Regions from separate parts of the Homo sapiens genome. Here region 1 is linked to region 2. Evidence: chromatin loops called from intact Hi-C (ENCODE). Cell type or tissue: IMR-90. All regions are shown on one strand. Each heading gives the region's core, and the rest is flanking DNA. Links, peaks and the distances in the headings are about the cores only.

What was found. Hi-C counts contacts between places; a loop is a spot of excess contacts. Peaks named below come from ENCODE experiments on the same cell type or tissue, not always from the same donor. Only the 100,000 strongest peaks of a DNase experiment are listed, where the experiment ranks them.
Region 1: it touches region 2 in a loop (6-fold over the local background); 11 of 110 quality-filtered maps call a loop at or near these places.

Annotation. Positions count from the first base shown.
Region 1 is chr4:176,274,634-176,282,461 of GRCh38, reverse strand. It overlaps a transcript of ASB5 not described here. Among named protein-coding and RNA genes, the nearest start is that of ASB5, 9.3 kb to the right of the region's middle. In IMR-90, for the core only: a CTCF peak has its summit at 4,717; a DNase peak (open chromatin) is centred at 4,721; H3K27ac peaks cover 222 bases.
Region 2 is chr4:175,943,476-175,951,303 of GRCh38, reverse strand. It overlaps LOC107984113 (a long non-coding RNA gene), which reads left to right. Exons shown (of 4, transcript XR_001741924.3): 3 at 3,606-3,659. It also overlaps a transcript of GPM6A not described here. Among named protein-coding and RNA genes, the nearest start is that of WDR17, 120 kb to the left of the region's middle. In IMR-90, for the core only: a CTCF peak has its summit at 3,989 (motif pointing left); no DNase peak of the experiment used is centred there.

The sequences.
Region 1 (7,828 bases), core at 2,453-6,452, 330 kb before region 2:
TGGTTGCCAGTGAAGGCTTCACACATTTATTATGCCTTGTTTTTTCTTTTTCTATAGGAGCCCCCCACGGCCTCTGCTTCTAGTTGGCCATCTTGGCCCCGCCTCCTCAGCATATATCAGATTTTTATTTTTTATTTATTTATTTATTTTTGAGACGGAGTCTTGCTCTGTCACCCAGGCTACAGTGCAGTGACACTGTCTCGACTCACTGCAACCTCTGCCTCCCGGGTTCAAGCGATTCTTCTGACTCAGCCTCCCGGGTAGCTGGGATTACAGGCACCCACCACTGTGCCTGGCTAATTTTTGTATTTTTAGTAGAGATGGCATTTCACCATCTTGGCCAGGCTGGTCTCGAACTCCTGACCTCGTGATCCACCCACCTCGGCCTCCCAAAGTGCTGGGATTACAGGCATGAGCCACTGCCCCCAGCCCAGATTTTTATTTTTATTTTTTTATTTATTTATTATTGAGATGGAGTCTCGCTCTTTCACCAGGCTGGAGTGCAGTGGCACGATCTCGACTCACTGCAACCTCTGCCTTCTGGATTCAAGTGATTATTCTGCCTCAAACTCCGGAGTAGCTCCAACTACAGGTAAGCACCACCATGCCCAGCTAATTTTTGTATTTTCTTTTTTTAGTAAAGAAGGGGTTTCACCATGTTGGCCAGAAAGGTCTCAATCTCTTGACCTCATGATCCACCCGCCTTGGCCTCCCAAAGTGCTGGGATTACAGGCCTGAGCCACCACACCTGGCCCAGATTTTTATTTTTAATTAGCTTGCTTGGGAGTCATTGGGCTTCTTCAATGTGTGGATTGATAGCTTTCATTAGATTTGCAAAATTCTCAGCCATTACATTTGCAAATTTTGCTGTTGGCCATTTTTTAAATCTATGACCTCTATTAAATATATGTTAGGTTTTCTAATTATATCCTCAATTCCTCCTGTTCTTGCTTCCGTCTCTTTCATCTTGGGTAGTTTCTCCTGACATCTTCAGAGGTGCTAACTATGAGTTACATCTATCTGCTGATGATACACCCAACCATTGAGTTACTAATTTTAGACACTATGTTTTCTAGTTCTAGGGTTTCTCTTTTTCTTTTCATTTTCATTTTTTTCTTTTGCTTTAAATCTGTGATGTTCTTTTTAAAGATTCCACTTTTCTGCTGAAATGTTAAAATTTGACTTCTATCTTTGTGAGCTTAATAAAATACTAAATAAATTTATCTTCACTATCTGAAATACCTATGGGTCTATATCTGTTTGTGCTAGTTCTCATTCATATTGATGTGTCTTTCTGTGTGTTTCCTTATTATTTTTGAATGAATCCTAACCCTGTTTGAAAAACATGTATAGAAAAATTTAGGCCCTAGAACATTACCTTCCTCCAGAGAGCATTGTTTCTTTTTGTTAGGTGCCTATGGGCACTAGCAATCTTGAATCACCTTAATCCAATTTCAAGGATTAAAATTTTATTGCCCATGCAGACATTGAAGGGGCTCATGTACTTCTGGCTTACTCATTCTTACTGCTAGATTTCAGCTCTTCTGGATGTCAAGTCTAAGTGTTCAGCATTCCATTTGCTATGGTCCTCAATCTTGGTAGGCCTGTTTCTTCAACTTTTATTTCCGCTTTCCTGAAGAGACTGTATGAGGATTGCTTTATCTCCCTGCCATCTCTTCCTCATAGCAAATGTTCCTGGAGCAAAAGTGGTCTCAGCAAAAACAAGCAATGGGAAAAGGATTCCCTATTTAATAAACGGTGCTGGGAAAACTGGCTAGCCATATGCAGAAAACTGAAATTGGACCCCTTCCTTTATTTATCTTTGCAATATAGTTTTTATTTAATTGCAGTATAATTTACACAGTGTAGAATTGCACACATCTTAAATAAAAATTAACTCAAGATGGATTAAAGACTTAAATGTAAAGCCCAAAACCATAAAAACCCTAGAAGAAAACCTAGGCAATACCATTCAGGACATGGGCATGGGCAAAGTCTTCATGACAAAAACGCCAAAAGCAATGGCAACAAAAGCCAAAATTGACAAATGGGATCTAATTAGAATAAAGAGCTTCTGCACAGCAAAAGAAACTATCATCAAAGTGAACAGGCAACCTACAGAAAGGGGGAAAATTTTTGCAATCTACTCATCTGACAAAGGTCTAGTATCCAGAATTTACAAGGAACTTAAACATATTCACAAGAAAAAAACAACCCCATCAAAAAGGAGGCAAGGGATATGAACAGACATTTCTTAAAAGAAGACATTTATGCGGCCAACAAACATATGAAAAAAGTTCAACATCACTGATCATTAGAGAAATACAAATCAAAACCACAATGAGATACCATCTCACACTAGTCAGAATGGTGATTATTAAAAAGTCAAGAAATAATAGATGCTGGTGAGGCTGCAGAGAAATAGGAACACTTTTACACTTTTGGTGGAAATTTAAATTAGTTCAACCATTGTGGAAGACAGTGTGGTGATTCCTCAAGGATCTAGAACCAGAAATACCATTTGACCCAGCAATCCCATTACTGGGTGTATACCCAAAGGAATATAAATCATTCTACTATAAAGAACATGCACATGGATGTTTATTGCAGCACTATTTACAATAGCAAAGACTTGGAACCAACCCAAATGCCCATCAATGATAGACTGGATAAGGAAAATGTGGTACACATATGCCATGGAATACTATACAGCCATAAAAAGGAATGAGATAATGTCCTTTGCAGGGCCATGGTTGAAGCTGGAAGCATCATCCTCAGCAAATGAACACAGGAACAGAAAACCAAACACCTCATGTTCTCACTCATAAGTGGGAGTTGAACAATGTGAACACATGGACACAGGGAGGGGAATATCACACACCGGGGCCAGTGGGGGGTTGGAGGGTGAGGGAGCAAGAGCATTAGGACAAATAGCTAATGCATGTGGGACCTAAAACCTAGATGATGGGTTGATAGGTGCAGCAAACCACAATGGCACACGTATACTTATGTAAAACAAACCTACACGTTCTACACTTGTATCCCAGAACTTAAAATAAAATAAATAATAATAATAAAAATAAAAAAGTAAAATAAAAAGGCACCTGAAAAAAAAAGTGGTCCCAGAGTCCATGCTCTCCTCTTTGGATTTTCTATTTGTCCTGGATTCTTGGTCTGATGCTTTCTCATTTTCTTTATAGCTTTTAGATGCAACTAGAAGCATGGTTTAATGTTTCATCTAGAAATCATTGTCTCCAATGGGAGGTTTGTTCTGAATTAACTAGCCTGCCGTTACCAGAACTGAAGATTTATTTATCTTTGCAATATAGTTTTTATTTAATTGCAGTATAATTTACACAGTGTAGAATTGCACACATCTTAAATAAAAATTTGTTGAGGGTTTTTTCCCCCAAATGTGTATTCCCATGTTACCATCACTGAAAGACAGATGATGTTCCAATATTCCTGGAAAGTTACCACATTTCCTCTTCTAGTCAAATCTCCAACTCATCCTATCCCCCGCAGCAATGTCCTTTAATTTCAATAGTCATATATTTATGTTGTTGACTTTAAACTTCATATAAAATAAATCATATAACGTACTCTTGCTCAAAGTAAGTTTTTGAGATTCATCTACATTTTGCACATATTCGTAGCTTATTCCTTTTATTGTTCTACTGTATTATGTTATGTAAATGTACCAGAGTTAGTTTGTTTCCTCTTGATGAAAATTTGAGTTGTTTTCAGTTTTGGTTAATATGAATATATCTTTTATGAACATGCTCAGGATTCCTTTGAATTTTAATTTCTTGTGGGTAATGAGAGGCCATTCATATTTAAACTTAGGATATAGCTATGTTATTGGAGTTTCTTACACCAAGCTACGTACCAGGCTTCATCTTCCAACTTGGTCTTCAACAGTTGGTTTTACTTGTCATATATTTTGTTATTTCAAAACTTATTTATTTAACAAATTTTTATAAAGCACTTAGTATGTGCTAGACATTATTCCAAATACTTTTAAGTACTGACATATTTAATATTTAATCATTCTGACAACCTATTGAGATAGTTATTATTAGTATTCGCATTTTACGAATTATGAAATGGAGGCATAGAAAGGTTAATTAACTTCCCGAGGTCACAGGAGGAAAAGTAGGAGAGTTAAGATTCAAACCAAGGTGCTCCTCCTCCAGAGGCAATGCTGCCTTTCTAGAGATGTTCATATGTGGCAAGGAATGCCTCCAACATAATCTCATATAACCTTAGAATAAACGACCAGGCCCCTTTCATATGCTGCAAATGTTCTTTACAGTAAACCATTGCACAAAAATTAGGTACATATAAAATGTGCTCATTTGAGTAGCAAGGTTGGTAAACTGAAGAGACTCTCCACAAGTCAAATATGGGCAAAGCGTGCTTACCTGTCGACCCCATTCGGTTCCTCATGAATGTTTCCTCACTTGTTCGGGGAGCGAGTTTTCATTCTCTCCATGTATGAGTTGCCAAATTCATGTGATAAATATGCAAGAGGCTGAAGAGTTCAGTCCCTTCAGTGTTCTTGTGCAGTCTGCCTTCCCTTGCCATTCACAAAAAAAATCTGATCTTGGTTTCATGGACCTCAGTATAATGATATTCATCTTTGTTGGTCTTTGCAAAACACTGCCAAAGCCCATTACTGCCTTTGGTGATATTACAGACAGAGGCCAGGCGGGGGAGCTCCCCAAAGGACTCTACATAGAAAGTGTGACCAAGCCAAGCTCGGAGGCAGTTACCATAAAAAAAAAAAAAAAAAAAAAAAAATGAAGCCAGAATGTAACTGGAAAGCAAAATAGAGGCTTGAGAATTGTCCAAGTGAGAAAGACAAGGAGAGAATATAAACATTAAACTAATGCTGAGGTTGGTGGACAAATAAAGGCTTCACTCGACTTTTTATTGATTTGACATTCTGGTACTAGATAAAGGAAAGAGCAAAACAAAGTGCAGGATCGAGAGAAAATCGATTGCTTGAAAAACTGGGTATTTTACTTGCTGCAAGTCCCGACTGTGTCAGCTGATGAGTTTAACACTATGACAGCACAGTCCTCACCTGCCTGCTCGCTGCTGTAATCCCCACACTGTTGTGTGCCCTATAGCACCTGGCACACGGGAAGCGCTCAAGAGATGTGTGTGAATGAAGGAGCCACATCTTGACTTGCGACGCGGAGCAGTAAGCTGCAGTTATTTGGTAGCGGTAAGCTGGAGTTTGAAAAATTACTCTGGGGCAGGTTTGTTTACTGTTTTTGAAAAGGATAAAATCAGGGGCTCACCAGTTGCGGGGCTGCCTTTAAAAGGAAATTAAAAATGCAGGGCATATTCTCATACACCCTTCCAATGGGCCTGTAACATAACTATTTTCCTGTTTTCATCGTTGAGAAAACAGGCTCAGAGGGATTAAGGAACTTGCCTGAGTTCACACGGCTCATAACTAGAGCAACTAGTTCTTCTGAAGACCTTGCCCTGCCTGCCTACCACTTTCTGCTGACTTATCCTGATTTTCCTGGGACATACAGCATGTCAGCTGCTAGATGCTCATCAGAGCAAATGTCGAGGCTTTAAGGTGGCCGTGTACTTTTTGTTGTCTTCATTTCCCTACTGGTACAACTTCAGTTAATTCACGGGTTGCGTTAGGGTTACGGTAATATACAACAAGATGTATTTGCTGTTACTATTCTTATTATCATTGCCACGATCACATCTTCAGGTAAGAGTTCCCAGTTCCAGAGCCTTGATTTCTTAAATCAGGAGCCATGGATGCCAGTGTGGGATATGTTTTATTTCTAAAACCCAAAATATCTGCTGTCTTCCCAGGATATATCAAACTATTGAGTGACTTTGTTATGGAGCCTGGGAAGATGAAATTACTCAGAATATTTGTGATGTGTACATTTCTTAAGAAGTTACAGCTATCTTTCATACCATGGAGCAAAAAATACATCATTTGTTTTATATATAACATTGGTTATGAATTCTGATTATAGAAATGGATATATTTCCTAACACCAGAGGGGGGCTGATTGATTTCCTTTATATAGTTACATGTCTACAGTAGGCAGTGAGTATGGTACTATTGGAAGTTGGACATTTCACTAGACAAGCACACAGTAAAATTTCAGTGCCTGGCATGCAACAGATTCTAATTTAACTTAAATAACAAAGTAAAAGTAATAATTACAATGTAGCTAATATTTGTTGAGCTCTTACAGTGCAGGCGAGTGAGTGCTTCATATGAATTATTGCATTTAAACCTCCCAACATGTGAAGTAGATACTTTTATCATGGAACTCTTTACAGGTAAGGAAGTGGAGGTGCAGGGAGGGTTACCAGATCGTCCAAGATTACACATCTATGGTAGAGGCAATACTTGAACTTAGTTTATGTTTTACTACACTGGGTAAGATATTTGAAATTAGAGCAAGGTTGAATATGTAGTATCCTTTTCACATATTATTTTATCCCATTAAGCTTAACAAGGAAAAGATGAAGCCCAGCTCATTTTCTGTCTTCTATACACAGGTGGAAGAATAAATTCTACCTCCTGCTTGCCTCGCTGCAGTGGGGATGAGGGAGAGGGGACTCAGCCAGATGCTGAATTCCCCAGACAGCTGACAGGTTCCCAATTTCCAGGTTTGTATTATTGCCTGCAAGTATGAAGATGGGAATATTACCAGCTAGTGCATGACTAGTGCTTATCTTCCTTCCTCCAGGATAGAAGCACCAGAGGCTAGCAGGGACTAGCCAGAGGCTGAGTGGTGGTCACCAGAGTGACTCCTGCAGCCCCAGCAGACATGTGCTGAGGCTCCCCTTTGCTCATATTCTATGGGATCGTAGGGAGCTGGGAGATGGAAGCAGGAAGAGTACTAAGTTGACTGTGTAAACTGCTGGAGAAAGGTGAACTATGTACTAGTATTGCTCATGTTATATAAAAAGTATTAAATTTATAAGTCTAATAAGAACATGTTTAAAATATAATTTTTTTCTCTAAAATTCATAACTGGAGTTAAAATAGATTTGAAATGCATGCACACAAGGCAGTACTTATGTTGTTAAAGAAACTATAATCTTAGAATCCTAAACAGGGTCCTCCTAGACCCCAATTTTATTAGCCAATTGGCCATGTTCCAGGGTAAATCATATATTTTACCTCAAGAAATGATCATTATTAATTCATACACGTGTATAAGAATGCTGATCAAATTGCTATGCAGGGCCTGATGCGGAGGCTTATGCCTGTAATCCCAGCACTTTGGGAGGCCGAGACGGGCGGATCACCTGAGGTCAGGAGTTCAAGACCAGCCTGGCCAACATGGTGAAACCCTGTCTCTACTAAAAAATACAAAATTAGCCAGGCATGGTGGCATGCGCCTGTAATCCCAGGTACTCAGGAGGCTGAGGCAGGAGAATCGCTTGAACCTGGGAGATGGAGGCTGCAGTGAGCCCAGATAGTGCCACTGCACTCCAGCCTGGGCGACAGAGTAAGACTCCATCTCAAAAAAAAAAAAAAAAAAAAAAATTGCTATGCTGGAAGTACTGGAAAGATCACTGTGGTATCATTTCACTTCTAATGTAGTCCCATGCTTTGGATCTTCAAAATGATGTCATTGAAAGGTTTCCCTTTCAATAGTCTTTCAAATATGTGGTTAGTTAAAATGAGATGGTTAGAACAAATTCTTAATCATAGAAGATTTGGGTGAGGCACATCAGCTTTGGCCCAGTGACATACTCCACTATTTAGCCAAAGGCTATTTATAACCCACACAGGGCACAAATGTACACTGTAGATCACAGG
Region 2 (7,828 bases), core at 1,983-5,982:
GGTTCTTCCACCCATTTTTCCTACTAAAAGTAGTATTTTCACATGAAATACTATTTATAAAGAAAAATGGCTTGTTACAGGGTCAGTTGGGCAGATAAGCATCTTGAGAAGGTGACGTTTTTCATTCCATGGGGAGTTCAGTAGGCAGGATGATAGATGAAGCTTTCCAATTATTTATCGACGTGTTGTATTTAAGAGTAGTAATTTCTAGGTTGCAGAGATGAAATTCCCTTTCCCAGTGGTCACTTGGAATGGGTGGCATTCAGTATAACAGAAGCCTGAAATAACCAAAAAGGCTTTCTAAATATTCATGGGAGAAAAAAAAAAGTCTTACAAATACTATATTTTAACATTTAGTATTATCTCTGCTCCTGTAAGTATTTTTAGTTTCAGAGCTCTACTTTCTTACTCAACTAAATATTTTTGATAATTCAGAAATTAACATTGTTGAAATTATGGCTGATAATTTCTGTAGGAATAATAGAATTCTTGCTATTAATCATTTAAGGTGACAAGAAATATCATGACATTTAGAACTATTGTGTGTCATTTAAAAATACTTTCATGAAAATAATACATTTCTCTAAATGTAAGTGAGGACTTTGTCCCCTCATTTCCCCTGCCAGCACACTCAGGCACAGCAAAAAATAGCACTGCCCAATCTGTTGACTGCAGCAGATTGTCCTAGGTTCTTTTGAGAGTAAAGTTAAATGTAAAAACTCCCCCAAAGCTACTTTTTTCCACTTTTGAAGCACGTTTCAATAACCAGACATCATCTTGCAATTCCTTTCCTGGAAAGTCATGGTTAAACCTGGAATATTTAAGTTTTGTTGAAAGTTGGAAATAATTCACAAGTATTATATTCTTATTTTCACATTTCAAAATTATATCCAGTTGTATAGAACATATTATGTGCTTGGAATGTCTTGTCTTAGGAATCAATGGCACTTTTGTAATTATTTTAATTAATAAAGCCATTAAAATAATGTAAAAAAATTGAATAAAAATAAACATCTATTATGTCTCATTGAGACTCTGTTAGACCCATAGCTAATAAAGTTTTATTTATTCTTTTCTAATGATGTAACTACACATCTGCATTTGGATGGGCCATAGAGTTCTTAAAATATCACAATACAGTAGAAAGAAATATATTAACTTTGTCAAAGTGTATATAATTTTGTTTCCCTTTATATTCATTGCAAAATGAATTGCTTTCTTAATGGAGAACTTTGTGTGCTTTTAGGATTTTTTGAGGGTGTCCTTACTTTATTTTCTTTACAAAAATGTTTGTGATCCATTGGTGTTTATACATTGTCTGATTACTAAGAACTTTATCTTTCTTCACTCATGAACTTGTAAAATTTATTGAAAATATGTGGTGAGAACTCATAAGGCTACAGTGTTTATTTTCTATTTGGTTTCATGAATTGTCATCCAAACAACTTAGCGCAGATATCAGACAATTTTTAAACAAGCTGTTGACAATACCATCTATTCAAGGAATGTACTAAATGTGAAGAATGAACAAGACTGTAAAGCCTGTCGGTTCAGCTTTATCTTTTTCATGAGTTTAAAATCAAACTTCTGAGGACTCTGAAAGTATCAGCCAAAGACAACCTCATTTATTTACTGATTTGAAGGAATCTTTACTAAAGTTAGCTCTTGATAAGAAGATGCAAGGAGTATTAGCTATGGTTCAGCTTAACAGCCCTTGATTATTTAGTTTCTTAGATAAAAAATCAAACAAACTCATATTTGTTTTACATAAAATATATGCCAAACACAGTTAATGATGATTTTAAGATGTAATGTAAAATTTATATTACTTTGACTTTTGGTCAGGTGTTGTGGTTAAGGTCTGTAATCCTAGCACTTCGGGAGGCTGAGGCAGGAGGATCACTTGCAGTTAAGAGTTCAAAGCCAGGAGTTCAAGACTAGCCTGGGCAACACAGCCATGAGACCCTGTCTCTACCACCACCACCAAAAACAACAACAAAAATAAACAAACTTGACTTTTAGTGAAAAAACTTTCCCAATTGTTAAAAAAGGATATACATATTTTCATTGCAAACAAATGAGAAATTACATAAAAACATAAAAAGAACATTAAAATTACTTCTTATCACACTACCCATGGATAACTCCTTTTGATATTTCTGAGTATTTCTTTTAAAAATATTTTGTGAATGTTTAAGTTAGCTACTCATTTTAGGAGCTTTTTTTGATTTCTTAGTTGCATGGAAGGGAATTCAACTGTGGGAAAAGAGATATCCAAATCTACCTCATCCCTCCACCACATCCCCCCAACACACACACACACACACACACACACACACACACACTTACCACCAAATGCAGTCTTGTTGGTAGAATAAGAAAAGTATCTCATCTTTATCAGGAAATTATTGCTTGTTTTCAAGGATCTATGGCATTTTAATGATTGTTCTTTGCTCAATCTAGTAACAATTGATAGTAAGTTAGTATTAACATTGTTATTTTACTGCGTAGGGGCATGAGTCCATAGCATAACTTTGTGGCCAGTGTTTCAGGATTCCTGCAGAAGGAAAAGACAGAATCACAATTATAATTCTTCTCACTTCCAGTTAGCATTTTCTGATTTCTTATGTGGTTGTATTAACCCATATGATATATTTGTGTTTTTGAGTTACGATAATGAATTATATAAAGTTTGATGGATTGATCATAATTTTAGAGTTCAAATATTCAAAAGTCAAACAATGTAAAGGAGGTAGAATCAGATGTGGCATCTTAGTTTGGACTGCTGTAACACAATACAATAGACTGTGGGGCTTAATCAACAAACCTTTATTTCTCAGAGTTCTGGATGCTGGGGGTCCAAAACCAGGGTGTGAGCATGGTCAGGTTCTCAGCGAGGGCCCTCCTCCCGGCCCACAGATGGCCATCTTCTCATTGTATTCTTCTATGAAGGAAAGAAAAATCATTTCTCTCATGTCTTTTCTTATGGAAACTAATTCTATTTATGAGAGCTCCACCCTCATGACCTAATTACCTCCCAAAGGTCTCACCTCTTAATACCATCACTTTGAGGGTTAGGATTTCAACATGTGAACTTTCAGGGGGACACATCCTGTCTATAACATGAGGGTATCATAATATTGGAGCAAAAAATCACAAAAACATGTCCTCTCTGTAGCACTTATTAAGCTGCAAGTATTATCTTCAGGTGTCCTCTGCATTTACTAACTCTGAAATGGGATGTGTTTGGAAAACACATTGCTATTGCTATTGCTATTGCTATTGCTAGGTGCTATGTTGGCATATAGTGTTGCATAGAAAAAAAGTAGGGCTTTGTTCCTTCATTCATCTTTTTATTCATATATGAATGCATGCATACATTCACTAATTATCAAGTGCCTACTGTGTTCTAGGTATTTTACTAAAAAATCTAGAATATGATGAGGAAATTGAGAACACAATATTTTCATATTTTCTTTGAAAAAAGTAGTGAGGAGACAACATAGTGTACTTGAAAAATATACTCAGCCCTCAGTAGTAATATTGATTGTGCAATTAAAATGTCGGGTGTCTTTGGTTAAATTATTTGTGTTTTTTTATTTTAGCTGAGTGATCATAGTTCCTGCTCTATTAGCCATTCATCTGGAGAAACAAATGAGGTAATGAATGCAAGAACATTTGCAGAATACGTATTACAACACAAATGCTCATTATTATCAGGAATAACTTGAAAATGCATGTGGGATTTATGATGTGCTTTTATAATATTTTATCTTGAAGACATCATTATTTTTGAGTTCTTCAGACTTAAGAAATATTATTCTTAAGAATATTACACTTAATAAATATTATTCTTAAGAATGTTAGACTTAAATATTATTCTTAAGAATATTAGACTTAAGAAATATTATACTTAATATTGTACTTAAGAAATATTATTAAGATAGTGTCTTTAAATGACTTTCTTCAGTCGAAGTTTTCCCTCTAGTGGTTGCTGTGGAAATCACAGGAAGATTTTCTAATGCTAAATGTTCAAATGGAAAATAAACACATAAGAATTGAAAAACGAATAGCCAGAATTATTGAGGAAATTCGAGCTAGTGTTTTTTTTTTTTTAAAGACTCTGTAGTTAGATTTTAAAATTATATAACAGCACTCAGTTTCTGAAAATTAGAAAGAAAATTATTTGGTCCTTTTATGGCATCAAATGGATTTTAATGAAGATGATGATTAATATATCTAGGCTTGAAGAAAGCAATAAGAAAGCCACACACACTTCATTTCATCCTATAAATGAAGCATTTTCAAATGCAGGCTCTTAAATGATTTTGCTTTCTTTTTTGATCTGGCTTCCAGTACAGCAGTAATCTCCAGTTTTGGCTTCCTCTCAGGAAGTTGAGCAGAAGTTGTGCGTGAATAAGCATATTTTGGTTTTTCTTAAAGGCACCTTTCTTATAAATCACTCCCCAAATCAGAAACACTGAAATGTGATGGTAGGATAAAGGCATTTTAAAAATCCAAGCCCCAGAATGCTCTACCAGGCCCCAATTGTCTGTCCTCTGCCCACCTCTGTAGCCTGGCATCGTCCTGCCCTGCCCTTGCCCACAGTGCTTGGGCTGCTGCCATCTTTATCCCTCGGACACTCCACAGCTGTGCTTGCGGTTCCCTGTTCTTGACATGCTCTGCCTCACATCGCTGGCTTCTATGGACCACCTGCCTCAAAAACGTCTTCCCTGACCCACCTAGAAAAGTAGGCTTTGACAGTTCATCTTCATCACATCACCCATTTATTCACTCCAGAACTCTTACCATCATCTAAATAGTGTAATTTATTTTCTACTAGTTTTTGTCTGTCTCCCTTAGAAGAATGGAAGCTACATGACACAGAGATTTATGCATCTTTTCATGATTGTGACCCAGACCCTAGAACAGTGCTTCACACAAGGCAGGTGCTTGATATTGGTTGGCACAATGAATAAATGAATGGAAGATGATAGGAACATTAACTAATCAGTGTTATTTGTTTAAAAATTTTCCTGAAACACTCAGTTGTTTTTGGTGCCTTGTCTTAGTTGATACTCAATTTGTAATCTTTGAAATAATTTAACTTCCTCATTAACTTTACATTCGAATGAAGTTTAATTTTTTTAATTTTTATAAATTTATAGATTTTTTATAGATTTAGGGGGTACAAGTACTGTTTTGTTACGTGGATATACTGCATAGTGGTGAAGTCTGGGCTTCTAATGTAACTAGCATCCAAATAGCGTACATTACACATTTAGTCTTCTAAGTCTCCAGTGTCTATTATTTCACTCTCTATGTCCATTACTTATATGTGGGAACTAAGTAATATGCACCCGTATTACTTAGTTATAAGTAATATGCACCCGTATTACTTAGTTGTACGTAATATGCACCCGTATTACTGAGTTGTACGTAATATGCACCCGTATTACTGAGTTGTACGTAATATGCACCCGTATTACTGAGTTGTACGTAATATGCACCCGTATTACTGAGTTGTATGTAATATGCACCCGTATTACTGAGTTGTAAGTAATATGCACCCGTATTACTTAATTATAAGTAATATAACTTACAAGTAATATAAGTTATATTACTTATAACATATATTATAACTTATATTACTTATAAGTTATATTACTTGCAACTTATATAACATGTTTCTTATAAGTTATATTACAACTAAGTAATATGGGTGCGTATTACTTACAACTAAGTAATATGGGTGCGTATTACTTACAACTAAGTAATATGGGTGTGTATTACTTACAACTAAGTAATATGGGTGTGTATTATTTACAACTGAGTAATATGGGTGCGTATTACTTAGTTCCCACTTATAAGTGATACCAGGTGGTATTTATTTCTGTTTCAGATGGGGTTTTAAAAAGTTTTACAATTCTTTATAGAGAAACTCTACTATGGAAACACTAAATTAAATATTTGTTTGTACTAAACAAGAACATGATGCTTGTTCATCTCCTTTAATAAATTCAATTAGATTACACAGCTTATCTAGTGATACGTGCAGTTTCTTATATCTGTACAGTAAGAAGTTATTCCAGAAATTAAGATTGTTTTTCTGAAATTTATATTGTTTCATTCTGCTTTGTTTTCCGTAGTGAGATAATTGCTGTTCACACTCACGTACTTGGCTTCGTCACAGAGTCTTTTCTAGCCTCAATGAATAATTTTTTTTAAAAAACACCCTTTTCTCAAAAGGCTTACTTTTTAAACCTTTAATCAGTTTTGACTGATCTTCTCCTTTGAAACTGCTCTAATTATTTCTCATACCACTTGATGGTTTGGGGACCGAAAAAACAAAAAACAAAAAACAAAAAAATGTACATGAAGACTAATGATTCGAGGTCTCTGAAACTGAGACGTCTGTATTTATGTCTGTTGAAGACTGCAGTCGGTAAAGCCTACAAAACGCATTATTAGGAATAGTGTTGCGCTGGTTTCCTTTGTATTCATGTCTGTTGCCTGCTAATCTGAATTTGTCGTCCATGCCACTAAGAGTCAAGCAGTTTTGCTGAAAATTTGTGGCCAAAAGGCAAAAGCCAGAAACTGTAGATTTCTTACTTGAGTGTTCTGCTCCGTCATTTTCTTCATACAGCCCTATGAAAATGAGGGAGATGTGCAGAGATTGTAATGGTATTCCCCTGATAATACTGTTAAGAGCTGTATGCTCTCCATATGTGGTAATAATCTGTGTCTGTTCTGTCTTGTACGTGTGTGTATATGTTCAAGGAATAATGTATTTTAATCTATGTAAATGAATGATAAGAATTGGAATAAAAATCAGTATGCATTTTATAGATAGTTCTGTTTATTACAAACACTTAAAAAGAAAGATGAAATGCAGCTTATCCCTGACTTACTCGGGCTGTTTCCTTTTGCACTCATGCTTTCCTGCTCTCGTTACCATAGTTACTGGTTTAATCATGATGCACAGAACAATTTCTAATTACAGTATATGCCAGCACAAAAATTAATTCTTTGCATATCTTAGGCCACAAACAGCTTGTAGCTTGTTTTTTGGCACTTTATTACCACATATAATGAAAAAGACATTGGTACATAATTTTAAATCTATTATTGTCTGCTACTTGTTATCGAAATGAAAATAAGCTTCTAGAAATGGTTAAATTTCTGAACATTGCTCTCAAGACTAAACCAGGAAGAAGTCAAATCCATGAATAGACCAATAACAAGTTCTGAAATTGAGGCAGTAATTAATAGCCTGCCAACCAAAAAAAGCCCAGGACCAGACAGATTCATATCCGAATTCTACCAGAGGTACAAAGAGGAGCTGGTACCATTCTTTCTAAAACTGTTCCAAACAATAGAAAAAGAGGGACTCCTCTCTAACTCATTTTATGAGGCCGGCATCATCCTCGTACCAAAACCTGGCAGAGACACAACAAACAAAGAAAATCTCAGGCCAATATCCCTGATGAACATCGATGCGAAAACCCTCAATAAAATACTGGCAAACCGAATCCAGCAGCACATCAAAAAGCTTATCCACCACAATCACATTGGCTTCATCCCTGGGATGTAAGGCTGGTTAAACATATGCAAATCAATACACATCATCCATCACATAAACAGAACCAATGACAAAAACCACATGATTATCTCAATGGATGCAGAAAAGGCCTTCGATAAAATTCAACATCTCTTCATGCTAAAATCTTTGAATAAACTAGATACTGATGGAATGTATCTCAAAATAATAAGAGCTACTTATGAGAAACTCACAGCCAATATCATTCTGAATGGGCAAAAGCTGGAA